Linked DNA regions of Homo sapiens: region 1 is linked to region 2. Evidence: read pairs that join two places in POLR2A ChIA-PET (ENCODE). Cell type or tissue: PC-9. All regions are shown on one strand. Links, peaks and the distances in the headings refer to the core of each region. The heading gives the core; the rest is flanking DNA.

What was found. Peaks named below come from ENCODE experiments on the same cell type or tissue, not always from the same donor. Only the 100,000 strongest peaks of a DNase experiment are listed, where the experiment ranks them.
Region 1: POLR2A ChIA-PET joins it to region 2 with 15 read pairs; 5 of 35 experiments call an interaction of 5 or more read pairs at or near these places.

What each region holds. Positions count from the first base shown.
Region 1 is chr11:47,812,658-47,818,035 of GRCh38, reverse strand. NUP160 (nucleoporin 160) reads left to right here. Exons shown (of 36, transcript NM_015231.3): 12 at 2,007-2,090; 13 at 2,387-2,557; 14 at 4,621-4,720; 15 at 4,989-5,154. Among named protein-coding and RNA genes, the nearest start is that of NUP160, 33 kb to the left of the region's middle. RefSeq lists enhancers at 3,655-4,155, 4,156-4,656. In PC-9, for the core only: no CTCF peak of the experiment used is centred there; no DNase peak of the experiment used is centred there.
Region 2 is chr11:47,944,068-47,949,445 of GRCh38, reverse strand. No RefSeq gene overlaps it. Among named protein-coding and RNA genes, the nearest start is that of PTPRJ, 34 kb to the left of the region's middle. RefSeq lists enhancers at 1,730-2,929, 5,195-5,378 and a silencer at 2,765-2,930. In PC-9, for the core only: no CTCF peak of the experiment used is centred there; a DNase peak (open chromatin) is centred at 2,215; H3K27ac peaks cover 2,944 bases.

The sequences.
Region 1 (5,378 bases), core at 216-5,215, 130 kb after region 2:
GTTTGTTTAAGACTATTTCTTATTTTATTACTGTATATAATTACTATTAAGTTTTTGCATATATTAAACACTGAATGTACTTCTGTATTCATACATATGTGTGTTTGTAAATACTTTTATAATTTTTTTAATGTTCTTTCCATTAAATACAGTATTCATGGTGGAGAGGTTGGAGGGGGGACCACTTTCCCAGTAATCAGTGACACATGCCAGAGTTAGAAAGAGAAACCTCTACCTACAGTACTGTAAAAAGATACCATACTGCACTGTATAGAATCTCTGTACTTGAGAGAAACTTAAAGTGGTTTTTTGTTTAGTTTTGGTTATACTGTTTTAACCTTTTTATTAGGACAGTGAAGGTCTGACTTGGTTCAGATTCAAGAAAACTCTAGGCCGGGCGTGGTGGCTCACGCCTGTAATCCCAGCACTTCGGGAGGCTGAGGCAGATGGATCACGGGGTCAAGAGATCGAGACCATCCTGGCCAACATGGTGAAACCCCGTCTCTACTAAAAATACAAAAATTAGCCGGGCGTGGTGGCACACGCCTATAGTCCCAGCTACTCGGGAGGCTGAGGCAGAAGAATTAATCTCTTGAACCCGGGAGGCAGAGGTTGCAGTGAGCCAAGATTGCGCCACTGCACTCCAAACTGGCGGCAGAGTGAGACTCTGTCTCAAAAAAAAAAAAAAAAAAAGTTTTTGGCTTCAAATTCATTGTATAAGAGAAGCCCAGTGCTTTACAAAAGGATTCTTTGGCCAACGGTAGTGACTCACACCTGTAATCCCAAAATTTTGGGAGGCTGAAGAGGGAAGATCACTTGAGCCCAGGAGTTTGAGAGCAGCCTGGGCAACAGAGGGAGACCCCATCTCTAAAAAAAATAATAATAATAGAAAAATAGCCAGGTGTGGTGGCATGCACCTGTGGTCCCAGCTACTCAGGAGCCCTAGGTTGGAGGACTGCTTTAGCCCAGGAGGTAAAGGGTATGGTGAGCCTTGATCATGCCACTGCATTCCAGCCTGGGAAACAGAGTGACACCCTATCTTAAAAAAAAAAAAAAAAACTGAAAGGATTTTTTAAGGTTACAAAGGCTTCTGGCTGGGTGCAGTGGCTCACACCTGTAATCTCAGCACTTTGGGAGGCCAAGGGGGTGGATTGCTTGAGCTCAGGAGTTCAAGACCAGCCTGGGTAACATGGCAAGATTCCCATCTCTATTAAAACAACAACAAAAAGTTACATAGACTTTTTTTTTTTTTTTCCCTTTGAGGCAGGGTCTCGCTCTGTTGCCCAGGCTGGAGTGCGGTGGCACGATCTTGGCTCACTGCAACCTCTGCCTCCTGGGTTCAAGTGATTCTCCTGCCTCAGCCTCCCAAGTAGCTGGGACTACAGACGCATGCCACCACACCCGGCTAATTTTTGTAGTTTTTAGTAGAGACAAGGTTTTGCCATATTGGCCAAGCTTGTCTCGAACTCCTGGCCTCAAATGATCCACCCGCCTCAGCCTCCCAAAGTGCTGGGATTATAGGCATGAGCCACCACACCCAGCTTGCATAGGCTTCTTTAAATTACTACTTAGCTTCATGGATGGATTTAAAATACAATAACTCATATAATTGAAAATTATATTAGAATATTTTAGACTGACCTCCCACATAAAACAGAAATGCCTTCTGAGGCTTTTGTGATAGTTATTCAGCCTTTAATTGTCTCTACCTCCACTGACCACTTTGTCACTACCTCTTGTGGGAGTTATTATTCCCAAACTGTGTCATTGAAAAGGAAGCCTCTCTTCTATAAATCAACCCTTCAAGTATTTTAAGAATCTTTCCAGGTCACCTTTCTCCAGACTAAATACACCCAGTTTCTTAACTTTCTCTTGGGTGATGTGTGTTCCAGGTATGCCAAATCTCTATTATATAGTTTTATATTGCCTCTATGTCTTCTAAACTGAAACGTTTTCCATTCAGTTTTGGCTATTATATAGAAGTCTAAAATGTCTTTTAATGTTAGATTTTCTGCCGAGGAACTGAGAGGAATTTGGATCTTTCCTGGAGTGAACTGAAGAAAGAAGTTACTTTAGCTGTTGAAAATGAGGTGAGGCTTGGGTAGAGAAAGAATAAGAATTCCTTCCATCTTGATATAGGGCAGATTGGTACTGACCGAGGAATTACTGGAATTCTTCACTTGACCTTGTTTGTTGGAACATATAAATGTTTAAACCTTTTAACTAGAGAATCAGATACACATTTGCATAGTCTATGGCCTTTAATACGTAAGGAATATTCATTTGGCTGTAGCTTAGTATAATGATATTGGACAATTATGTTTTTTGTGGACAAAGATCCTGAATGGCATCAAAAGTTTAATTTCTTTCATTTCTTCTTTGCCAGCTTCAAGGAAGTGTAACAGAGTATGAATTCTCCCAGGAGGAGTTTCGAAATTTACAACAAGAATTCTGGTGCAAGTTCTATGCCTGTTGTCTTCAGTATCAAGAAGCCCTCTCTCACCCTCTTGCCCTACATTTGAATCCACACACAAACATGGTGTGCCTGCTGAAAAAAGTAAGTGAGCTAAAGCATAGAGAAGACCTTCTTGAGACAGTTCAGTGGCTGTTATAACAAAATGCCTTCAGAAAACAAAAAGTTCAGTGGCTCTTGCCGAATGTTAGTCTGGTGAATGTTGCGGTTAGCATTTAGGACTTTGCATTTGTATTTTTTCCCCTAAAATTGTGATTCATTCATTTAAATAGTTTTCTGTGTTATTCTCTATACTTTTTTTGTATTTTATTGTATTTATTTCTTTTTCTTTTTTTCTCTTTTTTTGAGTTGGAGTCTTGCTCTGTCACCCAGGCTGGAGTGCAGTGGTGTGATCTCAGCTCACTGCAACCTCCGCCTCTGGGATTCAAGCAATTCTCCTGAGTACCTGGGACTACAGGTGTACACCATCACACCCGGCTAATTTTTGTATTTTTAGTAGAGGTGGGGTTTCATCATATTGGTCAGGTGGGTCTTGAACTCCTGTCCTTAGGTGATTCACCCGCCTCAGCCTCCCAAAGTGTTGGGATTACAGGCGTGGGCCACCACACCCGGCCTATTTACTTTTTATATTGAAGTAATTTCCAACTTAAGGTAAGAGTTACAAGAATAGCACAAAGAATTCCTGTATACCCTTCATCTGGATTCATCATTTGTTAACTTCCATATGCTTTTCTTCTTTCTCTAAACAGTTTTTCCTGAACTACTGAGAAGTTAGTTGTAGATATCATGCTCCTTTATCCTTAAATATCCTTAAATATTTCAGCATGTATCTAAGAACACAGATATTAAATAACCACAGCCCAATTTAAAAATCAGGTTATTTGATATTGACATAATATTATACAGCTTATATTCAAATTTTGCCAAATATAACATATATATATATATAGTTTATATTCAGATTTTGCCAATTGTGCCCATAATTTTTTTTCCTGATCCAGGATCCAATCTTTTTTTTTTTTTTGAGACAGTCTTGCTCTGTCGCCCAGGCTAGAGTCCAGTGGTGCAATCTCGGCTCACTGCAACCTCCGCCTACTGAGTTCAAGCGATTCTCCTGCCTATCCTCCAGAGTAGCTGGGATTATAGGCACGCGCCACCACACCTGGCTAGTTTTGTATTTTTAATAGAGACGGAGTTTCGCCATGTTGTGACCAGGCTGGTCTCAAATTCCTGGGCTCAGGTGATCCGCCCACCTTGGCCTCCCAAAGTCCAGGATCCAATCTAATATATGTATTTAGTTATTGTGTCTCTTTAGCTTAACCTCAAACTGTTATCAGCGTTTCTTTGTCTTTCATGAGAATGATGTTATTTGAAGACTATGCTTGTTTCTTTTTTTTGTTTGTTTGTTTGTTTGTTTGTTTGAGGCAGGGTCTTGCTGTGTCACCCAGGCTGCAGTACAGTGGCACTCTTTTTTTTTTTTTTTTTTTTTTTTGAGACAGAGTCTCGCTCTGTCACCCAGGCTGGAGTGCAGTGGCACGATCTCAACACACTGCAACCTCTGCCTCCTGGGTTTATGCCATTCTCCTGCCTCAGCCTCACCAGTAGCTGGGACTACAGGCGCCCGCCACCACACCTGGCTAATTTTTTGTATTTTTAGTAGAGACGGGGTTTCACCGTGTTAGCCAGGATGGTCTCGATCCCCTGACCTCGTGATCCACCCACTTCAGCCTCCCAAAGTGCTGGGATTACAGGCGTGAGCCACTGCGCCCGGCCCAGTGGCACTCTTAAGGCTCACTGCAGCTTCAACCTCCCAGGCTCAGGTGATCCTCCCACCCCAGCCTCCCTAGCAGCTAGAATTAAAGCTGTGTGCCACCACACTTGGCTAATTTTTTTTTTTTAGAGATGGGGTTTCATCATGATGCCCAGGCTGGTCTTGAACTCCTTGGCTCAAGTGATCCTCCCACCTCAGCCTCCCAAACTGCTGGGATCACAGATGTGAGCCACTGTGCCCAGCCAAGACTTACACCTATTATTTTATAGAGTGTATTGCAACTTGGGTTTGCCTCATGATAAGATGCACATCTCAATTATTTTATACCTTTAAAATTTTACTGACAAAAATGTAACTGGAAAATTTGTATTTCCAGGGGTACCTGTCTTTCCTTATTCCCTCATCCTTAGTGGATCATTTGTATCTCCTGCCTTATGAGAACCTTTTGACAGAAGATGAGACAACCATATCTGATGGTAATAGTAATTGTTATGTCCATATTTAATCCCCTTCCTATATAAACCCTATGCTTCGTTTCACATGGATACAAAAAATATCGATTGCCACACCTGTCTTGGTCACTTTACCACACCACAAATATTTTAATGAACACTTAAGAGACCAAAGCATCTCTGAGACCTCAGATAGATTTCTTGTCATTTAATTATTAACATTTTAATGTAATATCAATCAATAGATTGTCATTGGCTTAAGACATAAATGTTAACTTTCTCTTATTTGTAGATGTGGACATCGCTCGGGATGTCATATGTCTTATAAAATGCCTCCGGCTGATTGAAGAGTCAGTAACTGTGGATATGTCAGTTATAATGGAAATGAGTTGTTATAACCTACAGTCTCCGGAAAAGGCTGCAGAGCAGATTCTGGAAGATATGATCACTATTGATGTGTAAGGAGAATTAGGGTAAAGTGCATTTCCTAATGGAAATTCAGCATTTTTAGCGCCAAAGTTGGAATTTTAATGTATGTTCCAGAGCGTACAGAATAGTAGCTTAAAGTCAAACTGATGCGCCATGATTCTAAGTACATATTTCTACTTTTAACAGAAAATTTAACACGACTTCAAGTCTAGAAATAGACTTATAAAATATGCTTTAACAATTAACCGAGCTA
Region 2 (5,378 bases), core at 84-5,083:
CCCAGACAGGAGTGCACTGGCCCGATCTCAGCTCACTGCAACATCCGCAGGTTGAATCATCCCAAGTTCAAGTGATTCTTCTGCCTCAGCCTCCCAAGTAGCTGGGATTACAGGCGCGCACCATCATGCCCGGCTAATTTTTTGTATTTTTAGTAGAGATGGGGTTTCACCATGCTGACCAGGCTGGTCTCAAACTCCTGAGCTCAAGTGATCCGTCCCCCTTGGCCTCCCAAAGTGCTAGGATTACAGGAGTAAGCCATGGCACCTGGCCACCAGATCTTGTAACAAGGATGAGGAGAAGTTTTACAGAAGTGGAAATGCTAGCTAGCCAGAAACAACTAATGTGCACATTAGAGTTGGGGAACAAGGAGTGAAAGTCAGGAAAAGTGAGTTGAATCAGGGTAGGTGGGCATGGCTCGAAAGGAGAGGATGGTCCAGCTGTGGAAAACACCTGTTGGAACATTTCCGGGAACATACATTTCTTATCTAGAGGATATTCCAGAGCAGGAGCACAACAAATACAGAAAATTCTGGGTGAGCAAGTGACAGGCTCCTCATCACACAAAGAGCCTGAGTTTTTTCTACTGTTTTTGTTCAATCCTCACTCTTTGTTCTCCAAGGTGGCGCTAAACCAAATGAACAAAGATGCAGCTCTGGCCAGGCTCGGTGGCTCACATCTGTAATCCCAGCACTTTGGGAGGCCAAGGCGGGCAGATCACCTGAGGTCAGGAGTTGGAGACCAGCCTGACCAACATGGTGAAACCCCGTTCTCTACTTAAAATACCAAAAATTAACCAGGTGTGGTGGTGAGCGCCTGTAACCTCATCTACTCCAGAGGCTGAGGTAGGAGAATTGCTTGAACCCGGGAGGTGGAGGTTGCAGTGAACCAAGATCGTGCCATCGCATTCCAGCCTGGGCAACAAGAGCAAAACTCCGTCTCAAAAAAAAGAAAAAGAAAAAAAGATGCAACTCAGAAGCACCAAGGAAAGACATGTTCAAAAGTCCTCAGTGGCTCCCTACCAGCCATGAACTCCAGTCCAAATTCTGACTCTGGCCCTACTGTCCTCTCCAGCCTTATCTCTCACTGTAACTCCTCCTCCACCCACTTACAGCAGCTCCTTGCAGCTCCCTAAATCCAGCCCAGACTTTCCTGACTCCAGGATTTTGTCCCTGCTGTCCTCTGTGCCCTTTCCTAGCTGTGATGTCTCTGTGCCTCCGTTTTCTTATCTATAAAATAGGAAGTTCCTCCAAGTTATTGTGAGGTTTACAAAAATGAAATAAAACATGTTACGTGCTTAGAATACTGCCTGGCACACTTTAAATACTCACTATATGTTAACTATTATTATTATTCATGAATCACTGGTTGTTTGTTTGTTTGTTTTCTGAGATGGAGTTTCACTCTTGTTGCCCAGCCTGGAGTGCAATGGAGCGATCTCGGCTCACTGCAACCTCCGCCTCCCAGGTTCAAGTGATTCTCCTGCCTCAGCCTCCCGAGTAGCTGGGATTACAGGCGCCCAACACCAAGTCTGGCTAATTTTTTGTATTTTTATTAGAGACAGGGTTTTATGATGTGGGCCAGGCTGGTCTCAAACTCCTGACCTCAGGTGATCCACCTGCCTCGGCCTCCCAAAGTGCTAGGATTACAGGTGTGAGCCACCGCTCCCAGCCTGTTTGTTGTTTTTAGAGACAGTCTCTCTCTGTCACCCAGGCTGGAGTGCAGTGGCACAATCAAAGCTCACTGCAGCATCTACCTCCGGGGCTCAAGTGATCCTCCTGCCTCAGCCTCCCAAGTAGCTGGGACTACAGGCACACACCACCATGCCTGGCTGACTCTTGGTTTGAAGTATTAACCAACTTGGTGCATGGCACTTGGCATCCACATCACAGTCCTTACCCATTTCTTCTTTGCTGTATCTGTGAATGTGTCTGGAGTGAGCATCACCAGGCCCAGGATAATGCGTGTGGCTCCCTTGGCATCTTGCTCAACTTTGTCTTGAGCGTGCCAAGCACACAGCTGTTTGACCTGAGATGGAAGCCAGCCAGCCTGTCAAGGGGCAGAACCTGTCCATCGAGGACACCTTGGAGAATGAAGTGCTAGGCTGGGCAGAAAGTTCCCTCTTGCTGGCTGAAGGGTCACATTAGGAAATGGAGCGCACCCACAATTTCACAACGAAGCTGTTAGGAAAGTCAGACAAATTCATCCACCGATGGTGTGCGGTTAAGACCTGGCGCCAGACATTTCCCCCAAAAAGGCAGGAACCTGCCACTGCGAAGAGATGAGGATTGAGCCTCCCTCCTGGGCCCAGGAGTAGTGACTCAGCAGGAAGCCAGCCAAGGCCTGAGTCACTCCCTCCCCTACAACCACACCCGGGGTTTTCCTTAAGGGCTTGGAAAGTTCACTGGGAGCTGGAGGTATAAATCTTTGGTACCTGGGTCTACCCAGGCTAATGAAATCATTTATTTAATGATTTAATAGCTTAGTGTTTAAGAGCACAAACTCTGCCTTCCTCAGCAGCTACCTCTGCCTCTTATGCAACCTGGAGCAAGTTTCTTATCATCTCTGGTCACAATTTGCCCATCTGTAAATGGGAACAATAATAGTATCTCCCTCCTAGGAGTGAGAAAACTTAGAATAGTATGTGGCATGTCCATGGGGTTCCTCTAACACACCTGGTCTCACTTTAAGGCCTTTGCATTTGTTGTTTTCTTTTCCCTCCCTTCTCTCTCTCTCTTTTTTTAAGGCACAATCTCACTTTGTCACCCAGGATAGAGTGCAGTGGTGCCATCTCGGCTCACTGCAACCTCTGCTTCCCAGGTTCAAGCAATTCTGCCTCAGCCTCCCAGTAGCTGGGATTACAGGCATACACCACCATGCCTGGCTAATTTTTGTATTTTTGGTAGAGACGGGGTTTCGCCATGTTGGCCAGGCTGGTCTCAAACTCCTGACCTCAGGTGATCCACCCACCTCGACCTCCCAAAGTTCTGGGCTGCAGGTGTGAGCCACCGCGCCTAGCCGCCACATTTGTTGTTTTCTATGCTTAGAATGCTTTTGCCTCAGACAGCCACATGGCCAGCTCTCGCACCTAATTCAGGTATTTACTAAATATTAATCTTCCCAGTGAAGCCTACAATGGCCAACCCTTCTAACTGCTCCTCCTCCAATACTCTTTAACCCCTTTCCCACTTTTCCTCCTTAGCACTTATCACCATCTAGCATGTATCTTCTCTATTGATCTCTCCCCAACCACAATGGATTTTAAGTTCCATTGTTGTCTGTTTTCTTCATTGCTGTATTCCCAAGACCTAGAAAAGTGCCAGCACATAGCAGTTCTCAATATACATATAGGGGGCCAGGCAGGGTGGCTCACTGCCTGTTATTCCAGCACTTTGGGGCTGAGGAGGGAAAATCGCTTCAGCTCAGGAGTTGAAGACCCACCTGGGCAACGTAGTGAGACCCTGTCTCTACAAAATAAAAAAATACAAAAATTAGCCAGGCGTAGGGGTGTCTGCCTATAGTCCCAGCTACTCGGGAGGCTGAGGCATGAGGATTGCTCGAGCTCAGGAGGTCGAGGCTACAGTAAGCCTTGATCATAATGACTATACTCCAGCCTAGGCCACAGAGCGAGAGACCCAGTCTCAAAAAAAAAAAAAAAAAAAAAAAAGACTGGGTTCAGTGGCTTACATCTTTAATCCTACCACTTCAGAAGACTAAGGCAGGAGAACCACTTGAGCTCAGGAGTTTGAGACCTGCCTGGGCAAGATAGTGAAAATCTGTCTCTACTAAAAAAAAAAAAGGCCGGGAGCAGTGGCTCACGCCTGTAATGCCAACACTTTGGGAGGCCGAGGCGGGCGGATCACCTGAGGTCAGGAGTTGGAGACCAGCCTGACCAACATGGTGAAACCCCGTCTCTACTAAAAATACAAAAATTAGTCGGGCGTGATGGCACATACCAGTAGTCCCAGCTATTCAGGAGGCTGAAGCAGGAGAATCACTTGAACTCAGGAGGTAGAGGTTGCCGTGAGCTAAAATTGTGCCACTGCACTCCAGCCTGGGTGGGCAACAAAGCAAGACTCCGTCTCCAAAAATGAAAAACTTAAAAAAAAAAACCCTCAGCCTGGCCAACATGGTGAAACCCTGTCTCTACCAAACAATCCAAAAATTAGCCAGGTGTGGTGGCATGCGCCTATAGTCCCAGCTACTTGGGAGGCCGAGGCAAGAGAATTGCTTGAACCCAGGAGGCAGAGGTTGCAGTGAGCCAAGACTGCGCCACTGCACTCCAGCCTGACCGACAGAGTAAGACTCTGTCTCACAAAAAAAAAAAATTAGTCAAGTATGGTTGCACACGCTTGTAGTTCCTGCTATCCTGCTATTCGGGAGTCCGAGGTGGGAGAATCACTTGAGCCCCAGCAAAACAAAACAACCAACCAACTATATGTGTGTGTGTGTTTGTGTGTGTGTGTGTGTACATACACCTATGTGGAATGAATGGAAATGAATGTCAACTTATTCACCATTTTTTTTTAGGCAGATGGCCAATAAATACTGTATGTGAATCAACAGACAGTGGTGAGAACCAAGGAAGTTTTCAACCCCCACCTAAAGGCATTTAAATTCAAATTTAAAAGAGAACTTAATTTAGATTCAAAAGATAACCAGCCAACCACCTCTCTAGGCTGCATTCCCTGGTTCCAGTCTGTAACTGTAAATTTCTCTTATCTCCCACTTGATCTTTCTGATTTTAAAATATCCAAATATTAATATGATTCAGAGCCCTTTATTCTTCTGAAAATGTTTTTCCTCCATGAGGGCACTACCATGACATCAAGACCCCAGGTGGCTTCACAGGTTCAACAGTCAGTTCCAATCCTTACTAGCTGCTCTATTCTGGGCTAATGTGCTGCCCTTTTAATTCCTCCAAGATTCAGCTGGGGGTAACTCACCAGTGCCTTCCCAAAGCCTAGCAGAGCTCCTGACACAAGGGAATGAGTGAGGGAGTGAATGAAAACGTGATGGCTCAGAGGAGGCAGTCACAAGGGCCCACGGTATCTTCTTAGTCTCCATTATTGAATCTTAGTCTCCATTATTTAATCTCCAGTAACCTCCTAGGGAGGAACCACTGTCCAGTTGGAATCTCCCTCCAGGAATACTATTTCTCCCTGACTCCCCAAGGGTGAAGGTCTGCTAAAAAGACACCCAATTCACATCACTAAAAAGAACTCCTAGCGCAGTCCGCTGCAACTGCGAGATTGGGGTGACCCCACCCTCGTCCTCAAAGACAATGGGCGGGGATTTGCCCTGAGTTCTCAGAAAGGCCCTCCTGGTGACTTTTCCAAACAAAGCCAGGCAGCTCCAAAAGTAGGGAGGCTTCAGTCCT